Linked DNA regions of Mus musculus: all the other regions are linked to region 2. Evidence: chromatin loops called from intact Hi-C (ENCODE). Cell type or tissue: left cerebral cortex. All regions are shown on one strand. Each heading gives the region's core, and the rest is flanking DNA. Links, peaks and the distances in the headings are about the cores only.

Evidence for each region. A loop is a pair of places that touch in the nucleus more often than their neighbours do. Peaks named below come from ENCODE experiments on the same cell type or tissue, not always from the same donor. Only the 100,000 strongest peaks of a DNase experiment are listed, where the experiment ranks them.
Region 1: a loop joins it to region 2, with 8 times the contacts of the local background. A loop is called at or near these places in 6 of 42 quality-filtered maps.
Region 3: a loop joins it to region 2, with 6 times the contacts of the local background. A loop is called at or near these places in 2 of 42 quality-filtered maps.

What each region holds. Positions count from the first base shown.
Region 1 is chr17:21,226,338-21,237,243 of GRCm38, reverse strand. Vmn1r234 (vomeronasal 1 receptor 234) reads right to left here and starts at 8,418. Exons shown (of 1, transcript NM_134198.2): 1 at 7,428-8,418. The coding sequence starts at 8,418. The coding sequence ends at 7,429. In left cerebral cortex, for the core only: a CTCF peak has its summit at 5,429 (motif pointing left); a DNase peak (open chromatin) is centred at 5,412.
Region 2 is chr17:21,510,380-21,521,285 of GRCm38, reverse strand. It overlaps Zfp53 (zinc finger protein 53), which reads right to left. Exons shown (of 5, transcript NM_013843.3): 5 at 10,809-10,906. Among named protein-coding and RNA genes, the nearest start is that of Zfp52, 20 kb to the left of the region's middle. In left cerebral cortex, for the core only: a CTCF peak has its summit at 5,386 (motif pointing right); DNase peaks (open chromatin) are centred at 4,346, 4,600 and 5,389; H3K4me3 peaks cover 1,417 bases; H3K27ac peaks cover 2,029 bases.
Region 3 is chr17:21,562,225-21,573,130 of GRCm38, reverse strand. Zfp948 (zinc finger protein 948) reads right to left here and starts at 6,153. Exons shown (of 6, transcript NM_001002008.2): 1 at 5,886-6,153; 2 at 4,004-4,082. Zfp52 (zinc finger protein 52) reads right to left here. Exons shown (of 5, transcript NM_144515.2): 5 at 10,530-10,906. In left cerebral cortex, for the core only: a CTCF peak has its summit at 6,680; DNase peaks (open chromatin) are centred at 5,270, 6,189 and 6,698; H3K4me3 peaks cover 1,690 bases; H3K27ac peaks cover 1,356 bases.

The DNA.
Region 1 (10,906 bases), core at 2,668-7,667, 280 kb after region 2:
AGCCCAGGGATGGTACCACCCACAAGGGGACCTCCCTCCTTGATCACTAATTGAGAAAATGCCTTACAGCTGAATCTTGTGGAGGCATTTCCCCAACTAAAGCTCCTTTCTCTGTGATAATTCCAGCTTGGGTCAAGTTGACACAAAATTAGCCAGTACACATACATATATACATACATACATACATACATACATACATACATACATACATACATACTGTACTGGCTTGTTTTGTGTCAACTTGACACAGCTGGAGTTATCACAGAGAAAGGAGCTTCAGTTGACGAAATGCCTCCATGAGATCCAACTGTAAGGCATTTTCTCAATTAGTGATCAAGGGGAAAAGGCCCCTTGTGGGTGGGACCATCCCTGGGCTGGTAGTCTTGGGTTCTATAAGAGAGCAGGCTGACCAAGCCAGGGGAGGCAAGCCAGTAAAGATCATCCCTCCATGACCTTTGCATCAGCTCCTGCTTTCTGACCTGCTTGAGTTCCAGTCCTGACTTCCTTTGGTGATGAACAGCAGCATGGAAGTGTAAGCCAAATAAACCCTTTCCTCCCCAACTTGCTTCTTGGTCATGATGTTTGTGTAGTAATAGAAACCCTGACTAAGACACATACAAACATACATACATACATACATACATACATACATACATACAAATACACATTCACATCATGAGTGGATAGAGCAAACTCCAACGAGTAGGCTCGAGCCACTGCTTTTTCTTTCCTACAGCTTATATGTACCAGTAAAATCTGGCAAGCAGTATAGAATTACAATGTGATATATATTTTGTACATTAAAATGCCCATTTTATTTTTCCTCTAGGGAATAAGTGTGAAAAACAGTATGTTCCCTAATACTTTCACATTACATAGCAGAAGTAAAGAAAACAAATTTTTCTCAAGACTCCAAGTACATTCATATCTAAATAACTTGTTATAGGCTAACAGTGTAAGCAATCAAAGTAACTTTTTCAGTTGCCAATTTCTGTTGCCAGCAGATAGGAAATTACAGTTACAAAGAAAGAATCAATTATGTAATTTTAACTTATAAAGTGATTTATAAAAATCTTAAATGAATCACAAATCTAAACTTTTATATAAAAAAATAGTCATTTCTTCTTTAAGTCATAAGAATGCACATCTACTCATCATCGACTTTTAATATATCACACAAGGAAGCTGAGGCAAAAATGTATCAAGACATTAATTACCACCTAAGTTGACAGGCCTGTCTCAGTAAAATTCACATTAGCCAGTGCTAGTTAGTCTTCCAATAGTTTTGTTCCCTGACCTCAAAATGTCTCTAGGTCAACTATTAAGAGTATGTGTGGATGCTTCAGTCCTATTTAGAAGAGGGAACAAAATAATTACGGAAGTAGAGGGTGGGAGGGACTTATGAGAAATAGAGGGAAATGGGGAAAAGGATGTCTAATCAGGTATAAGAGGGGATGGGGGAATGCACAGAGGCTCTCTGTGAATGCACAGGAAATTGAACAGAGGTGTGTAGCAATGGGGGATGGGGAACTGGGGTAGCCACCAGAAAGTCATAGACACCAGAAAAGAAAGAGGCTCCCAGGACCCAACAGTGATGGCATTAGCTGAAATACCCAATGAAGAGGAGGGAGAACCTGTAGAGACCATATCCAGTTGTCCAGACCAGCAGGACAGTCGAACAGGGACTTGAGGGGCCACCTGGAAGAGAATGGGGCACAAAGAAACACAAAGAACAGACAGCAAGACTAGTTTCTGTTCAAGCTGACAAATTTTTATTTTTCCCACACAGGTTATATACTCATAGGAACAGGAGGGGAATGTAGGGGGGTTGCTTTGTCTCTGGGTAATGCACCTATTCCCAGGAACAGAATAGTGACTGGGTAAATAGTTCAGCAGGAAGATCAGAGCAGAAAGGGTTATTACGCATCTATCTACAAGATTGATAGCTATTTTTTTCTCTGCTGACTTCCAGATCTGTGTCTATTTGTACTCAGGTGGACTAGTACTTTCCCACAGAGGCCAAGACTTTGTAAGTAAGCACTTATGGCTGACAAGTCAGCTAATATTCAAACAGGATCGCTGCCAACATCCAGTGGTGCAGCATGGCCTCCAGGTTGAGGAATGGGGCCACCTACCCACCTCCAAAACTTTGACCCAGAACTGCTACCGTCTAAAAGAAATACAGGGACAAAGAGTGGAGCAGTGACTGAAGGAAAGGCCATCCAGAAACTGCCCCACTTGGGAATCTATCACATATGCAGACATCAGACCCAGACACTATTGCTGATGCCAAGTGCTTGCTGACAGGAGCCTGATATCGATGTCCCGGAGAGACTCTGCCAGAGCCTTTACAGACAGATGAGGATGCTTGCAGCCTTGGACTGAGCACGGGGACCACAATGAGGGAGATAGGTGAAGGACTAAAGAAGCTGAAGGGGTTTACAACCCCATAGGAAGAAAAACAATATCAACCAAACAGACTTCCCCACAGTTCCCATGGACTAAACCACCAAAGACTACACATGGAGGGACCATGGCTCCAGTTGCTAATGTAGCAGAGGATGGCCTTATCTAGCATCAATGGGAAGGGATGTCCTCGGCCCTGTAAAGGCTTGTGCCCCAGTGTAAGGTACCACTAGGGCGGTGAGGTTGGAGTGGGTGAGTGGGTGGGTGGGATCACCCTCATAAAAGCAGGGGGAGAGGGATGGGATGGAGAATTTGCAGCGGGGAAATCAGGAAAGGGGATAACATTTGAAATATAAATAAATAAAATCTTCAATAAAAAGTTTTTTTTAAAAAGAGAGTGTGCATTTTTGAACTTCAAATTTCTCCCTAAGATTTTCTATTTCACAGTCACTAGCAAAAACACCCTAACTAACTTCACTAACAATTTTATCTTTCCAAATGCATACTAAGTGAGATGGCCATTACTAACAATCTACATGTCTATGTTCTTTACAGGGGTGGTGATTGAGTCATTAATTTGCTCCTGCAGCAATGCTTGAAAATTTTCAAGTATCATTATTGTAATTGCCAATGATAATGTTCAGTGAAGGGATGGAGACCACTTACAGATTTTGTATAATTCTTACATTAAGTTGGATGTGAAAGAAACAAGCAGAGAAAAACTCCAGAACACAAAGGCCACTGGATACATAGTACTCAAGAATGTGCCTCTGAGGCATACCTATCTTAGTTGTGCTAACTAATGTGCCATATTCCTTGAGTTTTAAAGGTGTTTGTTGTTCCTCCTGTATGACCTTCAGAAACACACATACAAGTATGTGTGTGTGTGTGTGTATGTGTATATGTGTGTATATATATATATATATATATATATATATATATATATATATTCACACACATCACTCCTCCAAATTGCTGCTATACTGAATAAGAAAGGGAGAAATACAATAAGAGCTAGAAAAAAGGAAATGAGTTTTTTACTGTTTCCTCTGAATTGAAATATCCATTCCATCATGAGGAAGGTGATCATAGACTTAGAAGGATTCTAAAGCTTTTTGTTGTCATATTGGTGAAACACTGAATGACTCCAGACCACAACACTGTAAGCAATCCCTTTTCCATACTTCTTTTAGTGGTCCTAAAAAAAAATCAATTTGTTTTCCAAGATACAAGGATTTTTGTGGGTTTGCTTTCTATGTGTATTTAAGTTCCCCAGGAAGAGCCTATCACAAAATAGTCTAAACACAATTCTAAAACTTTGTTCTGAAATTTGTTTCCTCTCCGGGGTAAATAGATATTTGCTCATGTTTCTTCAGAAACAGTGTCACTATTTAATTTCTTCAGACTAAAAGGGACTCACCATGTCTGAGAAAGAAGAACAAACAGCCCTTCTAAAATTATCCCACAAAATAGAAAACTGTTGTAGCTGTACTCTGACACCAAAATGAAACTAGTGAAAATTTATGTTTCCTGGTGTAGGGCCTAATTCTCAGAACAAGCCAAGACCCAGCTTTAAATGCCATAGCAATCCAGGGCTTACATGGGAAAAAAAACATATGGCTACACTTTAGTAGAGTAAGCAACCTTGATTACAAAAGCAGAAATAGCAGTTATCCTTGTGACCCATTCTTTTGTAGAACAACAAAATTGCCAACCCCAAATTGTTCCTGTCTAAAAGAATTGCAGGGACAAAAGTGAAGCAGAGACTGATGGAATGGCTGACCAGTGACAGGCCTAATTTGGGATCCATCTCATGGGCAAGCAATAATCTCTAACACTATTACTGATGCGGTATTGTGCTTGTACAGAGGAACGTAACATGGCTGTCCCCTGAGAGACTCAAACAGCTTCTGACTGAGACAGATGCAGATACTCATAGCCAAGCATTGGCCTGAGATCAGGAACCCAGATGGAAGGATTGAAGGAACGGAAGGGGATCCAACTCCACAGGAAGACCAACAGTGTAAACTAACCTGGACCTGTGGGAAGTCCCAGAGACTAAGTCACCAACCTAAGAGTGTAAGACCTCCTTTCGGGGACCCCCACTCTAGTCTCAGGAGAGAGAGCACACCCAAAGAAACATGACAATCCTTCTTTCTGCAAACACACGAGGCAGTTTAATGGCAGAGATCCGGGTCAAAAAGTATCTCAAGCACGAGACAGAGGATTTGACCCTGAGGCTCGAAAGCTAGGAGTTTTTATGAGGTAAAAGGCTTAGAGGTGGGGAATTCAGCATAGTGACACACTATTGGCTTATTCAAACATCAGCAGAAAAATTACATGTCAGCAAAAGAATACGTGCAGGCCAGGGTGTCAGAGTTCTGTGATTTGGATTTTTTTTTTTAATGCTAGCAGAGTATCTGGTTAATTTATGACTTTAAACTGTGCCAACGGGCAATGGGCAGAGGGAGGTGCCGGGCCAGATGGTTGTTGACTCAGTTCAGATAGCCCTGTTATGTCCTGACATTCCTCTTTATCTTTATGGCCAAGCTGTTCCCAGGAATGCTTTAATGATGGGGGCATGCCTGGGTTTGTTCTTCTTTGTTCTCAGCCCCAGGCAGCCTCTAGGCTCACAAACAATCAGCAATTTCTTATCCTGAGCTTATCCCCGTCCCGCAGGAAATAAACACAGGACACGCCAGATTCTTCCGTGGTTAACTTACTTCATAAAATATTGAGGTAGACAAAGAAGGCTCAGAAAGTGTGTGGCTTAAATACCCTTAAGGTGTGACGAGTCTAAACTAGGACCGGTAGCTACACCCACGATACTCATGCCCCCTGGGGATAGGCTAAAGCCCCCAGGGGTTGGGCTAGTGCCCAGGGAGATGGACAGGTGCCCCGGAAATGGGCTGGTGACTTTAGGCGGGCTTTTGCTCTTGCAGCTGTGCACCATGAGCTCAATCTAAACTGAGAGATCGGTTTGGCACGATGGAGGTTTAGCACCATCTAGTGACGGCATGTATATTGCGGCTTTCCACAATTTCTGAGTACTTTATATGACTTACAGGTCTTGAAATTTCATCTTTCTTTCAAGAGCATACATGGGCTGGACCATAGACCCTGGTACATATGTTGCAGAGGTCTGCCTTGCCTTGTCTCAGTGCTAGAGTATACACCTAATCCTGTAAAGACTTGATAAACTAGGGTAGGGGGATACCAGGGTTGGGTACCGTCTCAGAGGCAAAGAGGATGGAGGATGGGAAGACGAACTTTGTGAGAGGATACAGCATTTGGGATATAAATAAATAAAATAATTAATAAAAAGCATAGCAGACAATTTTTTCGAATAGTCTTCAGTGTCTGAGACAAAATGGAATCGGCTGCCAGGTTATACCTTGTATAAGCTAGGAACTTTCATGATGGAAGCGTTTTTACCTTGTGGCTTCTCATAAAGTAAGTTTAAACTTTAAGTATTCTGTTAGCCATCACAACAGTAACAGGAAGAGAAGAAAAGCAACTACATCACTAACAGAAACACAGAGATTGAAAAGGCCATGCTGAAGCTTTTTTATGGCTTTTTAGAATTCTCACCTGTCTACCAATTTCCTCTAGGCAGAAAGAAACAGAAGCCACCACCCACAACAGTTGACTTATTGTTTAATAGCACTGAAGAGAGGATCTTGCGATCCTTGCAAGTTTCTTCTTTCACAGACAAGGAAAAATTGTCTTCTTCCTGATTCCAGGGACCTCATCTCCCCCATACTTCTTCCTGAGAGAATGTTTCAATTTAGAGGAATCTACTGTACTATGAAGACAATCAGTAGCAAACAGCCACAATTAATCCTTGGCTGAAAGTTGTATTGAGAGGTAAAATCCCTGAAATTCCTTCCTGATGCTTGTTTGGTTGTTGTCAGACCCAGTTCTTTGCAGCCACAGTACAGGTAACAACTCCACCTGTGAGATCTTGATTCTAACCAAGGAAAAGCATGATGGAAAATGGAATAGTCATTTCCAAGGTTGAAGTTCCATGCACAGTGTACTTTTACTGGGAAATGTTCTTAACAACAAGAAAACTGACATTCATGAATGCTTCAGAGATACAAACTAATAACTGAAAATTTAATCTAGGAAAGGAATTCAAGCTTGTCATGTCCTAATTTAACATTTTTGATACTCATTCAATTATTTTAGATTTTGACTGTTTTCAACCGTAGTATGCATTTAATTTAAATTCCAATTATGTGTACATCACTATGTAAGCAATTAAAAGTAGTGAAAATCCACATATAGAAAAAAGTTGTGCTGGACAGTGGTGGTGCACACCTTTAATCCCAGCAATTGGGAGGCAGAGACCAACCTAGTCTATAGAGTGAGTTTCAGGACAGCCAGGGCTACACAAAGAAACCCTGTCTCAAAAACAAACAAACAAACAAACAAACAAACAAACAAACAAAAAAGTTGTATGGATGGCATAAAGCATATATCACATGGTGATGAGCACCCTCCATATTTCCACCCAATTTCCAGCAAGACAAAATCATATTGCATGGACTCAAGTGAAATATTGTGGGCATTAGTTACAAGGTTATTTTAACTAACACCACTAATATGAAACATAGGGAGAGCAATGAAAGAATTTCAGTTTATTTTCATTTTCACTCATGCCCCAGAAAGAAAAGCCAATATGAAATGCATTTTGTTTGAAAGCAATTTGTTATTGTTGTAGTTATCATTATTTCAGTTTCTAAAATTCACAATTATTTGCATCCTTCTATACCTTGTGATTGATATGTTCTGTGCTGTCTTCCAGTGGTATTTCTTGATGGATAGTAAACACAATTTCAGTAAATATGTGCTGACTTGTTCTTATATGAAAAAAAACAAGCAAAAACATACACATACCTTTAGCACTAAATATTGTTATACAAAATATAATAATATTCCTATTGAATACAAACATTTCTCTGAGCATGATAATTAATGTCAGAATTCCATAAGTGTTTGGAATACATAGGATGACCTTTAGGATTTTTGATAGTTTACCCAAGCAAAGCAATGGATGGATGTGCTGGAACCATGTCTCATGAGCAAGTAGGGGCTTACAGAAGCAAAACACATTGAGAATATTGCATGGATACTCACTAGATGCCAGGTAAGATTAACTAAAAAGTTTAAACAAATAGTTAAAAGTGTGGAGAGTGTATAGAAACATACAAAGGTACTCACTAGGAGAAGAATGGTTTGTGTTGCTCTGGACTCATGGCTGGATCTAGGGAAAATATTGCTCCTAATCATATGTTCCATCCTCTGCCTGTGCCTGTGCAAAATGAGAACCATGGAACCACTGGAGCACAGCATGAAAAACATGCACACAGCACCAGGGATAATCACGTGTGCTGCATGCAGTACTTCAGCAGTTTTGTCAAAAGAAAGAGAAGAACAGTAACCCAAGTCCTTGAGATTTGTGTTGTTAACATTGCACAATTTTGCAGACATATACTTAAGGGAAACAATGCTAAAAAGGAGAGATAGAATCCAAGTCAAGTATAGGGAAGAGCTGATGCACTTGGGTGCTTTTTTTTTTAAGATTGTCCAAATGGCATCCTCTGGGCTGATAGTGATGACCTGGAAGACACTCAATAAGCATGCACTGCCGAATGACACGCCTCTTCCCACCCTATGAAGGTAGGAAAGTAGTTTGCACTCAAAATCATTGAAGAAACATTGAAAACCAAAAGCTGCCATTGCTTGTGGAACACCTTTACATAGGAGAGTTAAGAAGTTGGACACAATCAAGTGCATCAAAATCCAGTCCATGTGCTTTAATTTGTATGATTTGAAGTAAAGCACTATATAATTGTAGAGGAGACACGAATTGCCCAAAACTCCAGCAACAGTCTGTGATACCAAAATAACCCCTATAGCCATATCACCAGAAGTGATTTGATGAGACCCTTCTGCCTGATCCCGAGGATTCTGCATGAGGAGGTAGGCATGGACTACTTGCTTCATGTTACTTAAAACCTGGCATTTGCCATGCAAGTTATTCTCACTAGAATTAATAAGTGATTCACTGTGATTTTTTAAATGTATAGATCCTAGATTTCTAAGAAAAACAATGTATAATTAGTTGACCCTTCTAAACCTATAAGGTATATATTATTACTTAATGGGTTATCAGTGAAGATGAAGGAATCTGAGTTACATACAGTATAGTTGAGATTTAGAAATTTTGCTTGTTTCAGGATACTGAGAGGCATATCTGGCTAGGTGGTGATATTTTGGGTGTATAACCATTTCACATGCTCCATTAGTTCTAGTTATTTATTGGGCTTTTCAGGTATACTTGTGGAGTATTTGCCTCTAATTTCTTATGTTCCTATTGTGTCACATGTGGCTAGACTTTCATGATTTCTTTCTATTTCAAGTAACCATTGGTTTGTGAATATTAATGGTATAGACCAATATAAATTATTAGTGAACATTGAGATCTGTTGATAGAAGTGCATAAGCTATTCTATCAAAAAACTCAGGGTCCTGAAAGATTATATGTCTTTGCAATGAATAAAGTGCAGCATGAGTCAAAGGTGTTGACCTAGAACTCACTTATTTCATATAAAGAAAAACAGCACATCAAACAATCACAAGACTTGTTGGTTGATCAGTGGTCAAAGCATCACCTTATAAAACAAAGAAATCACACAATAGCAAAAATGTATAGAAAGGAATAAATACAATGCTTATTTCCTGGGATGAACTGATGTACCAGTCATTAGCTGAGCTTAGTAGTGCTAGTAGCATTGAAGCAGGTTTTCATTCTGATTTTTATAACAGTTTATGTACACAAACTTGAATGTTTGTAACCCAGGCATGTCCCGTATGATATAGTTTTTTTCAGAACTCATTTCATCGGGTGTACTTATCAGCCCTTACTTTTTTCACCAGTATTAAGTAACCAGAAAAAGAAAACAAAGGAGTCTTCTGAGACTTCATATGTTCACATATTCTTCTCTATCAACAAAGAACATCTTAAATCGATGAAAACATTTTGTGGCTCCCATGAAAATTGATGCTACAAACTGTTTACTTTTGTGTTAGCTCTTGCTGAATGTCCTCACCAAGGCTACAGACAGAAATAGACTCTTGGTTAGAGATGGGAATGTTATCCGGATGATTACTACTAGTATCTCACTTACCTGACTCATTTTCATGGTTTTCAAAGTTATCCAGGCTTTTCATTAATCATTCTTGTTGACACTTCACCAGAAGAATCCTAAACTAGATTTTTCAGGGCTACTAACATTATACACATATTCCATCAAGGCTTGATTTCTAGTTTGTAATGAATGTGCAGAAAGTATCTCGGTGTGCATAAAAGTGTCAGTTTCAGTAGCAAGTGTTCCTTGGGAATTTGGTTGAGAGCTACTGCAAGGCCACACTGCCAGGGACCTCTGTTCCTCACTCTAGTCTGCTTTCCCTTAACACCTCTCTTTTACTTAACACTGTCGTGTGCTTGACAATCCTTCTTCCCTCAGGCCTTTCTTTCTTATTGACTTTCCTCTTTCTGGTAACGTTCAAACCAAACAAACTAGACTTCAGCATTGCTGAGTTCTTGTAATTTCCCCCCCCATAAAACTAGTTGTTTATTTAATGAAAAAAGAACTGGTTACTGTCAACCTACAGTGTTCTGTTTTCGATCTGGGTTTAAAGAACACATCAATGGACTGCTTTGGATCTGAGTTGTGTTTCTGCACTTACTGAATAGTTATGTGTAAATTATGGTTAATGTGTACTCAATATACAATTTGATCTATCGTGATTATTAATGTACTTTGTGCGCTGTGTTTGTCCTTGCTTAGTGGATTAGATTCCACTGCCTGAAATAAACACTTGAGGTGGAAAACAAACAAACAAAAAAAAAGTGTCAGTTTCCAAAAAGTCTGAATAATAACGCAGATGAAAGACACTTTTCTACAAACCTAGACACTTCCTTCATATTCATTACAAGCTTGTAAACAAACCTTGGCAGAGTATAGGTACAGTGTTAATAACTCTGAAAATATTGTTTAGGATTCTTGTCCTAGAGGCTCAACAAACTTGATTAAGAAAAATCCTGGATCACTTTGAAAACTAGATTTCATAGCTATTTGGATTAGGTGGCAATGGCCTCTATGAGTGAAGCTTATGCTCAGTCATGAGAATCAGGGTATGTCTAGAATCACATGTCTCTTGCTGCTGTGCTTCCTTTGCTCAGGAGCAATTCTGCTTTCTCTGTTATGAAACAGCTTAAGTCTCAGATCCAGTTTTACTCAGGTGATGACTTACCAGAATGTTGTTAGTGTATTTTCTTCATAAACTCTGATTGCCAGACAGGTGTTAGAAAATCACATCTCTATCTCTTCTAGAATTGTATTCTCAGTGCTCTAGTCTTGGTAAGTTTGTTGCCTTAAATGGTGGGCAGTGCCTGAAATGTGAATCTGTTAATCTTTGATCTCCTCTC
Region 2 (10,906 bases), core at 2,874-7,873:
ATAGCAAAAAGTCTTCTCAAGGATAAAAGAACCTCTGGTGGAATCACCATGCCTAACCTAAAGCTTTACTACAGAGCAATTGTGATAAAAACTGCATGGTACTGGTATAGAAACAGACAAGTAGACCAATGGAATAGAATTGAAGACCCAGAAATGAACCCACACACCTATGGTCACTTGATCTTCGACAAGGGAGCTAAAACCATCCAGTGGAAGAAAGACAGCATTTTCAACAATTGGTGCTGGCACAACTGGTTGTTATCATGTAGAAGAATGCGAATTGATCCATACTTATCTCCTTGTACTAAGGTCAAATCTAAGTGGATCAAGGAACTTCACATAAAACCAGAGACACTGAAACTTATAGAGGAGAAAGTGGGGAAAAGCCTTGAAGATATGGGCACAGGGGAAAAATTCCTGAACAGAACAGCAATGGCATGTGCTGTAAGATCGAGAATTGACAAATGGGACCTAATGAAACTCCAAAGTTTCTGCAAGGCAAAAGACACCATCAATAAGACAAAAAGACCACCAACAGATTGGGAAAGGATCTTTACCTATCCTAAATCAGATAGGGGACTAATATCCAACATATATAAAGAACTCAAGAAGGTGGACTTCAGAAAATCGAACAACCCCATTAAAAAATGAGGCTCAGAACTGAACAAAGAATTCTCACCTGAGGAATACCGAATGGCAGAGAAGCACCTGAAAAAATGTTCAACATCCTTAATCATCAGGGAAATGCAAATCAAAACAACCCTGAGATTCCACCTCACACCAGTCAGAATGGCTAAGATCAAAAATTCAGGTGACAGCAGATGCTGGCGTGGATGTGGAGAAAGAGGAACACTCCTCCATTGTTGGTGGGATTGCAGGCTTGTACAACCACTCTGGAAATCAGTCTGGCGGTTCCTCAGAAAATTGGACATAGTGCTACCGGAGGATCCAGCAATACCTCTCCTGGGCATATATCCAGAAGATGCCCCAACTGGTAAGAAGGACACATGCTCCACTATGTTCATAGCAGCCTTATTTATAATAGCCAGAAGCTGGAAAGAACCCAGATGCCCCTCAACAGAGGAATGGATACAGAAAATGTGGTACATCTACACAATGGAGTACTACTCAGCTATTAAAAAGAATGAATTTATGAAATTCCTAGCCAAATGGATGGACCTGGAGGGCATCATCCTGAGTGAGGTAACACATTCACAAAGGAACCCACACAATATGTACTCACTGATAAGTGGATATTAGCCCCAAACCTAGGATTCCCAAGATATAAGGTACAATTTGCTAAACACATGAAACTCAAGAAGAATGAAGACTGAAGTGTGGACACTATGCCCCTCCTTAGAATTGGGAACAAAACACCCATGGAAGGAGTTCCAGAGGAAAAGTTTGGAGCTGAGATGAAAGGATGGACCATGTAGAGACTGCCATATCCAGGGATCCACCCCATAATCAGCATCCAAACGCTGACACCATTGCATACCCTAGCAAGATTGTATTGAAAGGACCCAGATGTAGCTATCTCTTGTGAGACTATGCCGGGGCCTAGCAAACACAGAAGTGGATGCTCACAGTCAGCTAATGGATGGATCACAGGGCTCCCAATGGAGGAGCTAGAGAAAGAACCCAAGGAGCTAAAGGGATCTGCAACCCTATAGGTGGAACAACATTATGAACTAACCAGTACCCCGGAGCTCTTGACTCTAGCTGCATATGTATCAAAAGATGGCCTAGTTCACTGCCAACCATTGGACTGAGCACGGGATCCCGAATGGGGTCCCCAATGGAGGAGTTAGAAAAAGGAATGAAGGAGCTGAAGGGGTTTGCAACTCCATAGAAAGAACAATAATATCAGCCATTTAGACTTCCCAGAGCTCCCAGGGACTAAACCACCAACCAAGAAGTACACATGGAAGTATCCTTGGCTCCAGTCCAGTCATATATGTAGGAGAGGATGGCCTTGTCAGGCATCAATAAGAGGAGAGGCCCTTGGTCCTGTGAAGGATCGACACCCCAGTATAGGGGAATTTGCGAGCAGGGAAGCAGGAGTGGGTGCGTGGGGGAACACCCTCATAGAAGCAGGGGAAGGGGGGAAGGGTTTCCTGGGGTGGGAGAACCGAAAAGGGGACAACATCTGAAATGTAAATAAAGAAAATATCTAATAATTTTTTTTTAAAAAAGAGTATACCATATGGGTTATACAATAACAAATGTTCATCCTTGAAAACATACAGACTGAGCAGGCTGTAATTTTATGTTTAGGAATCCACACAAACATACAACAGTAGTAAAAGAAAACTTATTAAGAAATAGTAAATGCCCATGTAAAGTCAAGGTTTTTGATCATCTAAATAAAAAAAAAAAAACTACAATAAAAAACTGAACAGGAATGGCTTCATATCATTTTCTATCATTATTACTCATATAAATAAAACTTAATAGGGCGCTAGAGAGATGATTCAATGGTTTTGAGCAACTGTTATTCTTCTAGAGATATTTCAACAAGAATGGAACAGAAAATAGAAATTAGTAAAGGGAGAGAGAGAAAAAGAAAAAACGAACAAAGAAACAAACAAAAAATTTAAAATCCCTGAATGAACTAACCAAACGTATGTAAGGTCTGTACAATGAAAACTTTGAATCGTGGAAGGAACTGAAAAAGACACTAACTAGAAAATGAAAAGATACCTCACACAGACATAATGAGACATAGTACTGGGAAATCTGGAAGCTCAAACTCCACGACACTGTCCTCAATATACTTCACAGTTACAGTAAGGAGAGCCTAGAATTTATATTGATGCACAAATTCCCGGGTACAGAAAAACCTCAGGAATATGTTACAATGCTCATGTAGTCCTAGTGCGATTCCAGATCAGCTCAATGCGGTAGAGCAGCGAATCCAGAACCTGCCCAAGAGCAATGACCATGGGAATGCAACCGAAACACCACAAATGTGTTGCAGACCAGACAGCCTCTTCAAACAATGGTACTGGGAAAAGTGTCTATGGGCATATAAAATATGAACCTGGGTCCAATTTTCTCCTATCATACAAGGAATCAGACTTTCATGTGTGATCTGAAACAGTGAATCCTGTAGATTAACAGAAATAGGCAACACTTGATATAAGAACTGACTGACAAAATATACTATGTAAAAATTTAAAATTCAGGGAAATAGTAAAATTAAGTATGAAGAGATAGCTTATCCAGCAGATATATTTACTTTATGTGTTTATAGTATCTATATATTATATTTATTATATTATATTATATATGGTATAGTATAGTGTAGAATAATGGACTAAAATCCAGAATCTATTTAAAAGCAAATAAAAATATAATCAATAAATAAGTATATTCTGCTTATTTATTTTGCTCAGCATCTGCTGGAAGGGAAAATGTGCACATATTAAAAAGCTCTGCACATATTAAAAAGTTCATAAGATATAAAAGATATATAATATAAAGAGATTCCAGTTCTACCCAGTCAGTGTCCATACTCAAGTTCCTACACAATAACAAATGAACTTCTTTCAATTAATATTCCCTATACTAAACAGGTAAACAGACTACACTACGCAAAAAAGAAAAATGACAGCAGATATTAAAAGATATTTTCTACAAAAGATTTCATATCTAAAGATAAAAAATATTGAGAAAGATTTCTTTAAATGCCATGAATATGGGGTTCAGTAAAGATGGCTAGTGATCATAACTATAGTAGTGACAGAAAAGTCAAAAGTATTAACATACAAAGCAGAGAGTATTAGGAAATGGTAAAGAGTCCGTTAGATAAAAAGTCCTTGATCAAGAAGGGTGCATGTCACCAAACACAGAATGCATATATCCGCATCAGACAGAAAACAGAAAAATATGTAAAACCTAAAAACTGGTACATTGCCTCTTGTGCTTTTCAGACATGACTAATATCTAAAAGTTCTACAGGGATGCCAAGTCACTAAGTATATATATATATACCCTGGGAGTTAGCGTGGATGAGTGTAAATTCCAAGAGCTTGGTCCGTTTCACCTCAACAAAGAGAACTGATATTCTCTTAGAATATTCTAATAAGAATATTTTGGTAATCAGAAGATCAAAACAAAAAACAAGCAAACAAACAAAAACCAGGATTACTCCACTTTATATGAGCTAAAATGTATCCACAAGGGAAGACATCCACCGCAGAATTTCAGAGCCAGCTTCCTCAGGAACAGAAAAGAAACTGCTCCTTCCTGTTTCCTAGCCCAGCAGCTCTGGTAGCCTGGCTGCAGTTCCAGCTGCGCTGCTGATTGCTGACTGACTCTCCCAGGATGCCCCGCGGCACCCGCGGCACCCGCGGCAGCCAGGAATTTTAGTTTCCCCCAAGTCCACCGTATCTTTCGACCCCAGATCTGCACCACGCGATTACCCACGGTGCAGGACCGCGTGCACGGGGGAAACCTGTCGAAGCGACTTCTGGCTTTGGCTCTAGGTAAAACTTCTCAAACTTCAGTAATTTAGCGTCCCAGCTTCCACCCACGTGTTTCTCCTAATTCCTCACACTCTACACAGTTCCCCTACACATCTCCATTAAGTCGAAAATCCTCCCAATGTGCTTCCGGATCTCCGATCTCCAAATATGTTTCCGGGTGAGCATCTGCGCCCCATCAGAGACCAGTCCTTCCCACTTTGTCTCAGGCTGCCTTTCACACAGCTCCAGCTTTCAGGCTGCTCCGGCTCTGCACAGCCTCCACACACTCTTGTGAGAGCGCCGACCACAAGTGTTTTTGGAAGGACGCTCCACCCGGTATCTGAGCCCCACTCGGGGTTCTAAACCCTTTAGATAAACGACAGCTCCCACCCCCGCCCCACCACCACCAAAACTGGAGCAAGAGCTGTCCCTGAATTAGTTGAATGCCTGTGGATTCCTTCCCCTAACCCAGTCGCCTTGTCTGACCTTAGTCAGAGAGGATATGCTTAGTCCTGCAGTGATTATGTGCTGGGCGGGAGGGGCTGGGGGGCGCTAGTGAATACAGGTGTGGTGGGAATCCCTCTTCTCAGAGGAGAATGGGTGCGGGGAGGGGAAAAGCTGCGAGGGACTGGGGAACTGATTTGGGTAAGGTGAATTATAAAAAAGACAAACAGCCTAACGTCTCCACTGGACTACCAACCTCTGGCTTATATATTTCATACCAAACAATAATAGACTAAATTCAGAAGCGAGAGTCCCATCCCCAACACACAAACATTAAAAAGCCAAAACAAAATACTGAAATATGAACTTGGGGAGAGATATTTAAAGAACTTGGATTTTGAAAAGAAGTAAGTGGTAAGGCCTTTGCAACAGCCTAGGGGTGAATTAATCCCGCGCTGTACTGATTTCCCCAATAGATGGCGGTCTTGTCATTTAAGTCTTCTGTGACAGCGATGCTTTGAGAGGAAAAAAAGAGAACGTTCTGTTTTCCTTTTTTTTTTTAAATGGAGTGGTGAATGCAGCCTCTTGGCTGTCGCAGATGCAGAAAATAAGTGAAGTATGTGTTCCCAGGCCTAAAAACGTCAGCTACACCACCCCATCTCTAGCTCTGGGAACAAGGAAGAAGAGGTGGTTAGAAAATAAGGGAAAGGTTAAGACACACCATTCTCTAGACTCCATACAAGTATTGTAATCAGTAACCAATAGCAGCTGTCTTTACCTGCACTGGCCTCACACAAGACCACAGTCAGTCTAGGAAAGGGAACAACAGCTCCCCTTACCTCTCAAACATTGGCTATGGATAGATTGTAGAAGAGTCACTCACTGTCTTTAGTTGTCATCCTGTGCTGAGCACATCAGGTTCCAATACATAGCTCCAAACCCAGTCTCACAAATGGCTCTGGTTCATCTCAGTGGATCACAAGCAATATGAATAGAGATGAACACAGTAGAGTGACTGTTGGAATTGTGGACCAGGATAGTGGAGAGGTAGGAGGTGAGAGTGGGCAGTATTAGATATGCCCATATGCACACACACATTCTGTGTATATATTCATATGAGTATGAAACAGCTAATAATAGAAATGGGGGCTCATTCATTCATTTATTGAATGTAGACAAGGTTTTCTGTGTAATCCTGTGTTTAATGGTATGTGCTACCATGCCCAGCTCAAGTTTCTTTGAAAAGACCACATGAGTGTGGAATTTTTGTTGTTGTACCAGTATCTGGTGGGATTTTTGTTTGATAATTAATTGGTGTGTTTGTCCATGAGGGAGACATTCCACCATACCATGATCATTATTTAGTTAAATGTAAAGGAATAGTTAGAGTAAGGAAGTCTTGTTTTTTGTGTGTGTTTCAAGAAGTATTAAATGTTAAGTAGCTTTGCGGTTAGCTCTTCTTTGCAGTTCTGATAGAATCCTGTCGATCTAATTGTGGGGTTAATTTCAGGGTTACATTTTATAATTGCTTAAGTCACATTGCTACTTTGTGGGGAGCCGCCCTCACATTCGCCGTTACAAGATGGCGCTGACATCCTGTGTTCTAAGTGGTAAACAAATAATCTGCGCATGTGCCAAGGGTAGTTCTCCACTCCATGTGCTCTGCCTTCCCCGTGACGACAACTCGGCCGATGGGCTGCAGCCAATCAGGGAGTGACACGTCCTAGGCGGAGGATAATTCTCCTTAAAAGGGACTGGGTTTCGCCATTCTCTCTCTTGCTCCTGAAGATGTAAGCAATAAAGCTTTTGCCACAGAAGATTCCGGTTTGTTGCGTCTTTCCTGGCCGGTCGCGAGAACACGTGTAAGACTACTTATCATCTTGTTTATATTATTTATTTCATGTTATTTACATTTGGTGTCTTATATGCACCTGGAACTTCATCTATTTCAAGTTAGTGATTTTATGCAATAGAAGTATTTAATGTGAGTAGAAATAAGATCTACTTGTTAACTCATTTCTATCAAGTGGGTTGTGCCCTTACTTTCTGGAATTGTCAAGACATTAAATCTTGGCAGTGGTTGTGAAAGCCTTTAATCCCAAGGACTCAGAAGACAGGCAGTCAGATCCTGTGAGTTCAAAGTCAGTCAAGGTTAGACCCTGTCTCTTCAAACAAACATACCAACAAACAAAGTAATCAGAAACAGTTACGCTTCATTGGGCAAGGTCATGCAAGCCTTCAAACCTAGAACTCATGAGGTAGAAACAGGGCAAGTCTATGTTCAAGGCCAGCCTGATCTACATACGGAATCTAGGCCAGCTAGTAATACAGACAGACCCTATCTCAAAATACACCAAACTCCTCTCAGAGAATTAGCTTGTGTGATACCAGAAGAAGCATGTAAAGCTCTAAAGGAAGAATATCATGAACAGTTCTACCCAGCTATAATGCCTATGAACCACATTGATGATCACCGTGTCAGGATAGCTCTAGAGGTTCAGTAATGGCAAGTTCACCTTGGTGAAAACCAACAGCTCTCTAATTGGACTTAAGATATTCATAACAACAGGGAAACTATGACTGGTACTGGAAAGCTAGCTAACTTCTCACTGCTGGTGAAGTTACGAATCTTGGAGGAGAACCAACCACCACCAATTTACTAATTCAGATTTGTTCCTAATAAAATTTAAATATTTTTTCTCATATCCACAAATAAATATAGTTTTCTTCCCTCAGTAAGGAAATTTTCCTTCCAACAGAGAGACCACTACAAAAAAATCTACAACTGCAAAATGTAGAGTTGTTGAGCCCACATATGATGGATATATCTACAAAACACTCATGCACCTAAGGCTCAAGGAATATTTTTGAAGATGGGCTATTAATATTCAAGAGGCAGAGGATCAAGGAGTTTGCTGTGAGATTGTTTCACCTAGTAATGCTAGGAGCTATATCCATAAAATTTCAAAATCATGACTGCTCAAACAAGAGCTGAACAAGCACAACAGCAATGGACATGCCAAAGTGGATGGGGAAAAGTCCACAAGGCCTCAATCCCTATGGAGTGTACTACAGGCAACTGACAATGCTGGCAGCAGGAGCCTCCCTCAGGGAGAGAATACCAACGAGTTATCCAAAGCCAAATGGTCAGCATTGGAAACATATACACAAGTAGTATAAGACAGACAGACAAGGTTAGATTTAGGAATATATATGTTATACATAAATTATACGTAATACACTCATACATATTATACATACAATAATAATGAAATGACAAGGCACGAATTTAAAAGAGAGCAGGAAAGAATATATGCAAGAATTTGGCAGTAGGAAAAGGAAATGAAGCATGATGTAGTTACACTATTATTATAAAATTTTACAGTACAAAAAAAAAAACAGAACAGAAGTAAAACAAACACAAGAAACCCAGACAAAAATAAAAAAGTTTGTAAAATTATCAGTGGAATTCAGACAAGGATTTCTTTAAGCTAACATGCTCCCCTAATTACAGTGTCCATCATCAGGAATGTTAACGACTCTTGGCATACACATGTGGGAAGGAGGCCAATACTGCTGGGGAGTGAGAACTAGAGAATCCACTCTGAAAATCAGTGTATATATTCTCAAACAAAGAAAGAAGTCTGGGTGTCACAGGACATAACTAACATGTGGCACTATTCCTGTGGAAACAAACACACACATATACTTATCCCAGATGAGGAATCAATGACAAATCAATGTTGGGAACCAACAGAGTTCAACTTGGGGCACCAATGTGGTTTCTTTCTATTGATGTTTCATCTGCATGTATTTTGGCGAACTATGTGTGTTCCTGGTGCTCACAGAGTCCAGAAGAGGGCACTGGATGCCCTGGAGTTAAGGTTACAGATTGAGTGCCCATGTGAGGGTGCTGAGAACTCAGAGTGAGTCTTCTGAAAAAGCAGACAGTGCTCTTAACCACTGAGTCATCTCTAAATGTCAGCGGACCAGTTAGTATAATGTGTGACTTACAAGAGTGTGGGTGAGTAGCTACTGATAGAAACAAAAAGGACCGAGTAACAGTTGCTTCACCCTGTGAGGGTGGTGGCTAATGAAGCTGCAAACCCGGGGACCACTGCATAGCTTGCAGGCAGCTCACCTGAGGTGGGAGGTTTGTCTTTGAGGCCACTCACTACATCCTCCAGACAGCTTGACCTGTTTTGTCTGATTCAGGCAACTTGACTGGCTGGGATCTGCTTGATGGCTGGTCTGAACATGTTCTGCGAAGCTCATTTTGTCTGATAGTGTCAGAGTCCATACTGATTATATATGCTTGAGGCAGGAGGGCACTGGTGAATTTTGCCAGTTTTGGGGACTTCCTAAAGCTGTTAAGTCATCTTTATCACCTTTAGTTTCTGGTGATTTTTTGTAGGATAGAATGTATCATCTCCCATAAGAACATCCATTTATTTACCTCTGTTTTAATATCCTATATTTTAAGGAACTTCTTCCAAATTGGAAGGTTTAATCTCAGTAGAAGCTGATGCATAACAATCACTTCTGGGCACAACCTCCAAGGACTCTCCATCTTTACCAAGGAGCACTTGCCCATCATGTTCATTGTACCTTTATTCACAGTATCTAGGCAATGGAATCAACTCAGATGTCTTTCAACTGACACATGCATAAATAAAACTGTGATACTTAGGTACAAAGGTGTATTACTCAGGTGTTAATAAAATGAAACTGGGAAATCTGGAAGCAAAAGTACATTTCTGAAAATTATGATGAGTGCTGCTGCCTAGTCCCAGCAGGCAAACATCACATTTCCACTCATGTGCATCGTAGCTTCAAACTTTTGTTTTGTGTGTCCTAGTGAGACTTCATGTGGAGGCCAAGATGCTAGAAATGCACCTGTCGTAGAGGGATTCAGGAAGAGAGGGTGGATATTAGAATATAGGTGATGTGAAAATAGAGTGGGAACACTGGGTACATAATGACTTAAACATATAGTGGAGTGATGGGGAAGAAAGGGGGCTGCTAAAGCTCCACTCAAATGAGAGATCCATGAATAACTACATGGAACCTTACTGTTTCGCATCCCATGTAAAAACATGTAATCAAAGGGGAGAGCAGGACACATGTGCTATAAAAGATTGGGGCATTGGACAATGTGTAATGTGTTTAACTGGAGATGAGGACAGGAAGAAAGAAGAGTGGGTGGGTTATCCAAAGTAAGGCTTTATGAAAAAGCCTTATGAAACGCCACTATCTTACAGGTTATATAGGAAATATGATTTTAAAGCCATTGAGCTGCTGTGTCACACTTAGTTAAATAATGCTACTGCCAGATGCCAGGGCTATTAAATGGAGCTCTCTGTACCAGATATTTCTATCTGCTTAGGACTTACTCCTCAAGGGGGGGGGGGTCACAGAAGCACCCCAAACAAAACAGGTCATTGTCAGTTCTCTTGCATGGCCGTCCTAAGCACATGGTGCTATTGATGACATCAAACACGTTGGTTTCGAGACAGAGAACAATCTTGAACTTACCAAGAAACTCTCCGAACTGGCTAGCTTTTGTAGCATTACAAGGTCTAGTACAGGCTGCTGGAAGAGAAATGATGTCATGGTCTTGCCCTTGAACCATGTACCCTAAAGTACCAATTCACTATCCAAGATGTGTGAACTCATACAGATGCACCTACCTCTATGTACAGAGCATTGCGATGGATGGTGTGGCATCATCGCATCCTTAGCCTTTGAGGTATTTCTAAGCTGTATGTCAGCATTCCAGCTATCACATGCACAGCCTATCTCATTACAGTTTGCCTCTTTCTTGATATTTGTAAGGGTTAACTCTATTATGAAGATTTTGTAAGTGAATGAAAGATGAGAATTAAAACATTTTCCTTCATGATGAATTTTCTTTAATCTCTGCAATTTTAGCACTATTTTGTAAAGCATTTGTGCAATTCAAAATATTTGTGTGAGATGTAATTTCCAAAGAG
Region 3 (10,906 bases), core at 3,937-8,936, 51 kb before region 2:
GCTACAAATCAAAACAACCTAAATGACCTTCAACTGACAAGTGCATAGTGAAAATGTAGTACATGTACAATATGGAATACTATTTAGCTGTTATAAAAATTCAAAGCATGAATGAGCTTTAGAGGGAAATGGGTGGACCAAGAAAAAAAAAAATCACACTGAGTGAAGTAACCCAAAACCAGAAAGACAGATATTGAATGTTCACCCTCAAATGAAGTTCCTAGCTCCAAACCTTCAGATATGAGTTCACAACATGAGCAATTGTTGTAACCAGAAAAGTAAAACAGACCATGGTGGGATGAGGGGGAGTAATGGATAGGTGGTAATAGAGAACAAATGATTTGAATCAGGAAATAGAAAAACAGGGGCAGGGATTTAATTATAGAGAAGGGAGATGGTAAAATAAAATAAGGTTGTCTGAAAGAGCAATAAGGAGTCATATTATTATCCAATTATGAAAAAACTGCCTACAAGACATAGGAGTCTGTGTAGACATATCCACTTAGCGTTTAAATGAAAACTTCCTATCTGGGCTGATAATGTTATACACAAAAGCTAAAGATTTTTCTAACAAAACTACCAACACCAAGCATGAGAAGAATGCTTTCAAATTGTTGGTCTCAGCTGTCCAAGAGATTTCTAAAACATTATATGCTATTGATGTTGCCCTTGGTTCCCTTCCAGAGGTAAAAAGTGAGTCCCTTTTGTTGAAGATGCCCTGTACTTTGGAAGCAAAACCATGAAATTCAAGATGGAGCTGAACGTAAAGCATCCTCCCTGGGGACTAGCTCTCGTGGTACCAAAAGGCAACATGTAAGTTTACAAAGGAAGGAGCCAACCAACAGTCCTACCCAGCTATGACAGCTATGAACCACAATGATCTGCACTGAACCATAACTCAAGGCTGCAAGTGTGGCATACATACCTTGGCGGTAACCAACACCTTCTAATTGGCCTTAAGACCTCAACAAGAGTGAAATCATGCCTGGTATTGCAAACCTAGACAGTATTTCCTGGGCTTATCAAGTCATGGATCTTGGAGGAGGAGGAGAACCTACAACCAGTAATTTACAAAACCACCATAATTCCAAATAGCATTCTACATATTTATCCTAATTCCCATATATAAATGTACTCCTGACCCCTCATCAAGGAAAGTTCTTTCTGGAACACATGGATATTATACAGAAAACTACAGTCAGTCAAATTGCAGAGCTCTGATGCTCAGTCTCAACTGACACATAAGCAACACAAGTCCCGCATCTAAAGCTCAGGGGTCACTGAGAAAGAGGGTTTAAAGCAAGTTAGGGTTTGCAGGAAAGGAAGTTTTTTTTTTTTAATCAAAATAATTTATTTAATTCTGTGCTTTTCAAATGTCTGTCTAGTTTGTCAAATATTATAAATATTTCATTCAAATAGGCCAAAACCCCAATATCCTGAAAACTGTAAGAGACCCTAGGTCCTGAGGGTGTTCGATGCCCCAGTGAAGGGGAATGCCAGGGTGGTGAGGCAGGAGTGGTTGGTTGGTTGGGGGAGCCCCCTCATAGAGGCAGGGGGATAGGATAGGGGGTTCCCGAAGGGGAGACTTGGAAAGGGGAAAACATTTGAAATGTAAATAAGGAAAATATCCAAGAAAAAAATAGGGGGAAAAAAAAAAGAAGGAAGATATTTTAAGGGCCAGAGGAACAGGATGTTGGCTCTGAGATTGTCTAAACATGAGCTGACAACACCAAGAAACATGCTATATGGAATGGAGAAAACTCACTCGGCCTCAACCCTAGTCAAACACTAAGGAATTCAGTGGAGAATTAGTTGGAGAAATAGCCTTTCCCAGAGAATAGAACATCCAATATCAAATGTTCACCCCTGAAAACATACAGATTGAGTAGGGTGTATTTTTATGTTTGAGAATCCACACAAACATACAACAATATTTAAAGGAAAAATTATTTAAAATAATAAATGTATGTTTAAATTGAAAAATGTGTACATACCACATAAAAATGATTAGAAGGCTTTAGACCATTTTCTCTTATTCCTATGCACAAAAATTACACTTAATATAGGGATAGAGAGATGGCTCAGTACTTTCACTGTTTACTGTTTTGTAGAAATCCAAGTTCCATAACTAGGATCAATACATGGTTCCCAACTGCCCATAACTCCAGGTCTAGAATAGATATGATGCAAGCAAAATACTCATATACATATGACATAAATATCTAAATGGAAAATAGTACAATGCTTGAGCAATTCCAATGTGATTCCAAATGATCAATGCAAAAGTGCAGCAGATCCAGAACCTGTCCAGTAGCAATGACCAGGTGAATGTCACCAAAATATCATAAACATGTGTTGCAGACTAGACAGCCTCTTCACACAGTAGTACTGGGAAAAGTATCTATCTGCATATAAAAACATGAACATGGGTCCAAGTCTCTCCTACCATACAAAGAATCAAAGACCTTCATGTAGGATCTGAAACAGTGAATCCTGCAGAATAACAAGGTAATGACACTTGATACAAGAGCAGGAACTGACAAATAGTACTGTGTACAATTAAAATATCCAGCGTAATACTGAGAATTATAAAGCTTGAAGAGACAAACTCTCCAGTAGATAAATATATTAGGTTTCTACAGTATAATGGATAGAAATATAAAACCTATTAAAAATTATAAAGGAAGGAAACAATAATATAATTAATAAATATGCAAATTAGTTGAACAGACCATACTCAAGAGCAGATGAAATGTTCAATATGTACATAATAAAAAGCTCTACATTTCAGGTCATAAGAAAATGCAAATTTGCTATACAGAGGTTCCAATTTTGCATTGTCAGTGTCCACTCAGAAGTTCCTAAATAATAACAAATGCACTTGTTTCAGTAATTTAATGAAATGTACATGGATAATAATCTCTAAGCCAAAAATTTAAACAGCATTTCAGAAAAAAAAGAAAAAAAGGTAACAACCAAAAAACTCCACAAAATGAAAGCTAAGGTTAAAAATATGTTTTCTACCAAAAATTCATTTCATATTGACAGATACAAAACACTGAGAAAGAATCTTTTTTAAATACTATGAATTTGGAGTTCAGTAAAGACTGATGATCATAATTATACTAGTGACAGAAAATTAAGACAAAAGTATTAATATACAAAATAAGAGTACTAGCAAATGGTCCATTAGATAGAAAGTCCTTGACCAACATGGGTGCAGATCACAAAACCTAGAATGCAGACATCTGTAACAGACTACATAAAACATGTGAAAACAGGCACACTGACCATGTGCTTCTCAAACATGAGAAGACAACTGAGGAGATGCCGAGTAATTCCTATTAAAATCTTATTTGCATATTTTACAGAAAGTAATCCTGAAAGTACCAAGGAGCAGCACAGAGCTGGAAAATACGAAGAGGATCACACCTAGAGGTGATCTCACAGTATATTACAATCACAGCAATGGAAACCACTTGGAATTGTCATGACAACAGACAATAGGAGATATCCATGGGAAGACAGGATGGACTGTGTTTACATGTCTGCAAATATGGTGCCTGATTCTCATCAAAACTCTGTTGGCATTATTTCCAGGAATGGTGAAATTGACACTAAAAATTAAAGAAGGTGTTAGAATAATAAAAGATCCAAAAATTATTAAACATTACATCTGGAGGTCTTAATTTATAATTTTATAACATATGAAAATCATTGAAATGAAAATCATTTAATATTGGTATGTAGATCAGTGATATGCGTGGAATAAGGACAGCATCACTCACACGCACAGTCAAGTAAAATCGTATTGCCACCTAGCATCAGTTCTTCTGAACAAAGTCTTCTCACTTCTACAATAGGATAATCCTGAAGAGATTTTTGTCAGTGGAAGTCTCCAGAACTATTTCTAGTGAAACAGAAGGCGGCAAAACTGATTTCATGTCCCACTTCCACATTCACTTGAATCCCTTACCATCCCTTCACCAATCCTCCAACATACCTGGATCCTTAGCTACTGTGTTCTCCCTCTCCACCTTCTAGGTTTCCACAGATAAGCAGGTCTGGGTGATCAGCGAACCCTGTACATGAGAAAGTGATTCTTCAAAAAGCACCTGGATTTGTAACATAGTACTGTGATCAGTAGGTTAAGAGAGGATTGCACAATGATCCCCCCCAATTCTCATGCAGTTTCAGAATATTGAAAATATTTAGAAAGCATTTTTGGTTAGCATAAGTTGAACCTCACTTCTATTTATAGATCAGTGAAAGCTGGTGGGCAAAAATGAAATGGAATGATATGGATGAGAATATTATATACTAGGGAGGTCGTTATTTATCCTGGACTAAAAATGATGGACGCCTTATACCCCCAAAGGGATTAAAAATCCTTATACCCCCAAAAGCTTGCAAAATAAAACACCAAAAACCCTGAGGAGGAGCAAGGGAGGCTGGAAGCAAACTATTCTCACCCATACAAACCAGACGGCTGTAATTCTGCAACATCCAGTCTCTGTACAAAGCCTCCCCAGCATGGTCCTGACATTGCCCCTCCTTCTTGAAGAAGTCCACAGTCACACCAGTGGCTGTGAACTGACCACAAAGTACAAAACAGCAGTAAAAATATTTGTCTTGGTTCACACCTTTAATCCTAGCACTCAGGAGACAGAGTTGGGTGGAACTCAGTGACTTCCACTCCAGCCTGGTCTACAAGGTGAGTTTAGTCCAGATGTAGCAACAGAATGGGCTCAGGGATCAAACACAGCAAACAAAAGAACTAAAAAATTACAGTTTGGTTGTATGTCCATAGAGTCCTTTACTAGAAAGGAGACAAAAGACTACTATTGACATTTTTCTAATATAGAAGAGTTAATTTTTCAAAAGACGCTTTATAGTTTTATAGTTTACAACAATACGTTTCATTCGTGTTTTCATTTTTCTTCTCCCGTTTCCAATAGACGGGATTTCTCCATAGCCCTGACTGTCCTTAAACCATGTCTGTATACCAGGATGACAAGGATCTTCTAGACCTACCTGCCTGTTTCCCAAGATAGGGATTAAAGATTTGTGCTTATAATGTCCTTTCTAACTGTGAACTGTAACAGATGTGCAGCTTAGTTGTCATGTGGGCCCTGTAACAACTGGAGCAGAGCCTGTCTCTGACTCTGTTGTCTGCCTTTGGATTCCTTTTCCAACTGGGCAGTCTTGTCTAGCCTCAATGGTAGATAAGCCTAGTCCTACTGCAACTAGACTGGCTGAGCCACTGGACTCCTCCCCTTCTCTGAGGAGAAATGGAGGAGGAAATTGGTGGAGGAGAAGCAGGAGGAATGGACTGGGAGGAGAGGAAGTGGGGGGAGGGGTGGTGTTTGCGATAGAAGTGTAAAGTAAATAAATTAATAATGAGAAATAAAAGTTTACTTATAAATGTTAATGTTCACAACCATACCTATGTAATTTGCAAAAATAAAATATTCTTTCAGATTATTTGCAACCACTCCTTTATATATAGTATCTAAAAGATATCCGGGGATGCCAAGTCACTGTAAGTCTCCTGGTAAAACAGGCCAGTTAGAGTGAATGAATGTAAATTTCAAGAGCTTTTTCCTTTTAACCTGAACAAACAGAATTGGTTTTCAAAAATCAATACATAAATTCAAATATTCTACTACAGTATTCTAATAGGAACATTTGGCATTCAGAAGTCAATTTAAAAAAAAAAAAAAAAAAAAACAGGATTAGTCCGATTTATGTGAGCTAAAAGTTCTCGACAAGGGAAGAAAGACATCTACAGCAGAATTCCCGAGCCAGGTTCCTTAGAAGCAGAAGACAAACCGATCACACCCTGTTCCCTTCCCGCCCTTTTCCAACCCCACAGCTCCTCTGACCTGGGCGGTTCCAGGGCCGCCTGGCTCCGGTTCTCGCCGCTTTGCGACTGATTGCTGATTCCTCCAGGATGCCCCGCAAGGCACCCGCGGCTGCCTGGAGTTTTAGCTTCCCACGAAGTCCTCTGTGTCCTCTGACCCCAGGTCTGAACCACGCGATTCCCCACGGGGCAGGGCCGCGAGCTCTGGACCTGACAGGTCCTTGACACTTCTGGTTCTTCGTCCCACGTTTCCAGCCTCCCACACCCAGTTTCCAGCTTCCGTTCACGTCACTGCCCTAACTCCTCCCACTGGGAATACTCCTCCCACTCGGAACACTATGTTTTCCACCCCCACCTAATGTCTAACAACCTTCCACCATGTTTCTGGGTGAATATCCCTGCCCCGCGAACACGTCCCTCCCACTTTGTCTCAGGCTTCCTGCCATACAGCTCCAGCTGTCAGGCTGCTTCGGACCCGCTATGCACAGCCTCCCAGTGGCCACTGTCTGCCTAGACCAGAACTGGGCCTAATAGGACGCTGCACCCCGGTATCTGATCCCCATCCTGGGTACTGAATCCTTTAGATGCAAAATAGCCTAAAACTAGCCTCTAGGACACATACTTCATACCAAACAATAACAGGCTAACTTGAGAAGCCAGAGTCCCATTCCCAACACACAAACATAGGAAGCCAATACCAAATTCTGAAAATTTGACTATGGTACAGACATTCAAAGAACTTGGATTTTGAAAAAAAAAAAGAAAGGTGTCTAAAGAAGTCAGTAGTCATCGTTTTGTCATCAGCATAGGGCTGAAGTCATCCCGCACTGTACTGCTTTCACCACTAGATGTCATTTTACTAACTCAGAAAGGCATTTGTCTTCTGTGAGTCATTCACGAGGCTCTTTTCTCATGACAGATTTCTGGTGGATGCAGACTCTTGGCTAGCCCAGTCGCAAAAAAAAAAAAAAAAAAAAAAAAGTAAAGTACGTGGTTCTAGTCATAAAAAAGTCTGTTACTCTATAACAACTCCAGCTCTGGGAACACTGAGGAAGAAGAGTAGGTTAGGAAATAAGGGAAAGAGGGAAAAGGGCTAAGACACACCATCCTCTAGATCCCATACAACTATTGTAATCAGTAACCAACAGCAACTGTCCTTCCCTGCACTGGCCTCACACAAGACCACAGTCAGTCTAGGAAGTGGAACAGCTCTCTATATGTTGGCTATGGATAGAGTGTAGAAGAATCACTGCCTTTAGTTGTCATCCTATACTGAGCACATCAGACTCCAGCAAGGTCTCACAAATGACTCTGGTTCATCTCAGTGATCCCAGGCAAAAATGAATGGAGATGAACACAGTAGAGTGACTGTTGGAACTGTGGACCATAGTGAAGAGGTAGGAGGTGAGAGTGGCAGTATTTGAAGTGGGCACAGAAACACACAATGCTGTCATGTGTGTGTGTCTGTGTTTGTGATATATCTAATAATAGAAAAGGGGGGGGGGTATTTATTCATCCATTCATTATAGACAGAGTTTCTCTGTGTGTACCTGTGTTTAAAAGCTGGTGCTAAGCCGGGTGTGGTGGCGCACACCTTTGATCCTAGCACTCGGGAGGCAGAGGCAGGTGGATTTCTGAGTTAGAGGCCTGCCTGGTCTACAAAGTGAGTTCTAGGACAGCCAGGGCTAAACAGAGAAACCCTGTCTCAAAAAAACAAAAACAAAACAAAACAATACAAAACAAAACAAAACAAAAAAACGGTGCTAATGTGACCAGATCAATTGTTTAATTTTAACACCAGTGTGAGATTTCTTTTTGGTTGTATCACTATGTGGTGGGATTTTTGTTTTTTGAGACATGCTGGCCTGGAAGTCACTGAGATTAGCGTTCCCTGCCTCTGGAATGCTAGGATTGATTCAAGGCATACTCCACCATGGCAGGTTCAGTATCTCGTTTACTATCAGGTAATAGAGTTTAAGAGTCTTGATTGTTGTGTGTGTGTCAAGAAATATTAAGTGTTAAGCTGATTTGTTGTTAGTTCTTTGGAGTTCTGATAGACTCCTGTCATTCTACTCATGGAGTTCTTTTAAGGATGGCATCTTATAATTGCTTCAGTCCCATTGTTTCTCTTAGTTTTATTTATATTATTTATTTCACATTGTTTATATTTGGCATGTTATATACATCATTTCAATTAGAGTATTCTATTTAGTAAAATAGAAGTCTTTAATATCAGTAAACAGAAGATCTTATTAGCACATTTCTATCAAGTTAGTTGAGCCTTTACCTTGCGTAACTATCAGAACCTTATGAGCTGGGCAGTGGTGGCATATGCCTTTAATTCAGGCACTCAGGAGGTCTCTGTGAGTTCCACATCAGCCAAAGTTACACAATTGAAACCCTGTCTCTACAAACAAACAAACCAACAAGCCAATCAAACACATAAGAAAACAGTATGTATAGTCAGGCAAGGTCTTGTAAGCCTTCAAACCAAGCACTCAGAAGGCAGGAACAGGGGAACTCTGTGTTCAAGGCCCCCCTCGTCTAAATAGAGAATCTAGGACATCTTGCAATACACAGAGAGATCCTGCCTCAAAATAAAACAGACTCTTCCCTGAGGAGGAGCTTGTATGAACCCAGAATCAGCCTGCAAGCTTCCAAAGCAAGAATCTAACCAACAGTCTTACTCAGTTATGATGCCGATAAACCAAATCAACAATCATCTTGGCAGGACAACTCTAAGGGTGCAGTAACAACAAACTCATGTTGGTGGTAAACAACAGCTCTCTAGTTGGATTTAAAACACTCTTAACAAAAGAAAACCATGACTGGTACTGGAAACATAGCTACCTACTCAGTGCTGGTGAAATCAGGAATCTTACAGGAGACCAACAACCACCACTTTACTAAAGCAGCATAATCCCTAATAAAAATCTAAACATCTTTTCCTTGTACCAACAAATAAATGTAGGCTTCTTCCCTCATCAAAGAAACTTCTCTTTCAACAGAGACCACTACAAAAAAAAAATCCACAACAAATCAAAATGTAGAGTTGTGAAGCCCATGCCTAATGGATACATCTACAAAACACTTATGCATCTAAGGCTCAAGGAATATTTTTGAAGATGGGTATCAATAATCACGAGGCAGAAGACCAGGAAGTTTGCTGTGAGGCTGTTTCTCCTAGTAATGCCAGGAGCTTATCCATAAAATCTCAGCCACACAACTGTCCAAACAAGAGCCGAACAAGCACAACAACAATGGACATGCCAAGGTGGATGGGAAAAGCCCACAAGGCTGAGCTCAATTTCTACAGAGTGTACTACAGGCAACTGACAATGCTGGGAACAGGAGTCTCCCTCGGGGAGAGCATACCAACTAGTTATCCAAACCAAATGGTCAGCATTGGAAACATATACACAAGTAGCATAAGACAGACAGAAGAGGTCAGATTTAAGAATATATATGTATATTAATTATACATGTTGAAGTCTGTTTCTCTAAACTGGTTCCCTGGCATTACTTCTTATAAATAACTATAGGCATTTTGCTTCAGGCCTGCCATATTCCTAAGACTAAAAAAGAGAGCAGCCTGACTATAAGACACAGAACAGATAATTTGGCTCTGAGTGAGGTCAAGTTGACCATACATCCTGCTATGGTCAGAGGTTTGTCATCATATTTTGAGAACTGCTCTCCTTGGAAGGTTCCACAGCTGCATGGAGCCTTCACTCAGGGTCAAGAAAAAAAAGGTCAACTTGAACTGTTATGCCTGAGTTACTAAAGACAAGCAGAAAAAAGACTGATCACCCTACAGATACCCTGTATCTGCTTATGAGCTCATTATGTTTTTTTCTTTATATAAAGTGAGCCTGGATAATGTACAGACACGCAGATTTCAGCTCTCCAGTCTGAAACTTTTGCCACGATGATCAGTTTAATTGTGTACAATAAACTGTACATGTCTGACTGAGATTGGTGTTCATGTGGTTTGTGGGACAACTCCTGAACCCCAGCAATACATATCTTATACATACATACATACATATTATGCATACAATCACAATTAATAAAACGAGAAGCCATGACCTTAAAAGAAAGCAGGGAAGAATATATGGGAAAATTTGTCAGTAGGAAAGGGAATGGAAACATTTTGTATTTACACTAATATCTTAAAATTTTACAGTACAAAAAAAGCAGAAAAGATAAAATAAATGAAGGAAAAATATTTCAACAAACCTAAAGAAAAACTAAAATAAACAAAACAGTTTGTAAACTTATCAGTGAAATATATAAAAGAACTCCTATAAGCTACCATGCTGCCATAGCTACAGTGGCCATCCATCATCAGGACTAGAAATGATAATTCCTGTTGGCATAAAACAAGTGGTCAAATACTGCTGAGGGAATGAAAACCAACAAATCAACTTTGAAAAATCAGTGTCTATATTCAAAGAGAGAGAGCAGGCAGAAAGAAGGAGGGAAGGGAAAAAAAGAAAGGAAGGAAGGGAGAAAGAGAAAGAAAGGAAGGAAGGAAAAGAGAGAAAGAAACCTTTACATGGTTTATCAGAAGTATGAACTATATGATGTATAGTACAATTGCATATCTTTGTCAAAATTTTAACATTATTGCATGTTGTCCTTACTATGATTTTTTTTTTTTTCTGAGAAAGGGTCTATGTAGTTCGGGAAGTCCTGGAACTGGATTCACAGTGATCTCTGTCTTCTGTGTGCTGTGATTAAAGGCATGTACCATTTTACCTGTCATTATTATGAATGGTTGGATGTTGAATAAGCTATATGTTTTTGTTATAGCTTTTCTCAGGGATGGCAGAGAAGGCTCAGTAGTTAAGAGCACTGGCTGCAATTCCAGAGGATAAGAGTTCAATTCCCAACATATAAACAGCTACACACAACTGTATATAATGCCAACTTCAGGGGATCTGATGCTCTCTTTTGGCTTATACGTGCGCCAGGCATACATGTAGTACACAGAAATACTTACAGGCCAGGCATACATATTAAAAGAAATAAAAAGCTTTC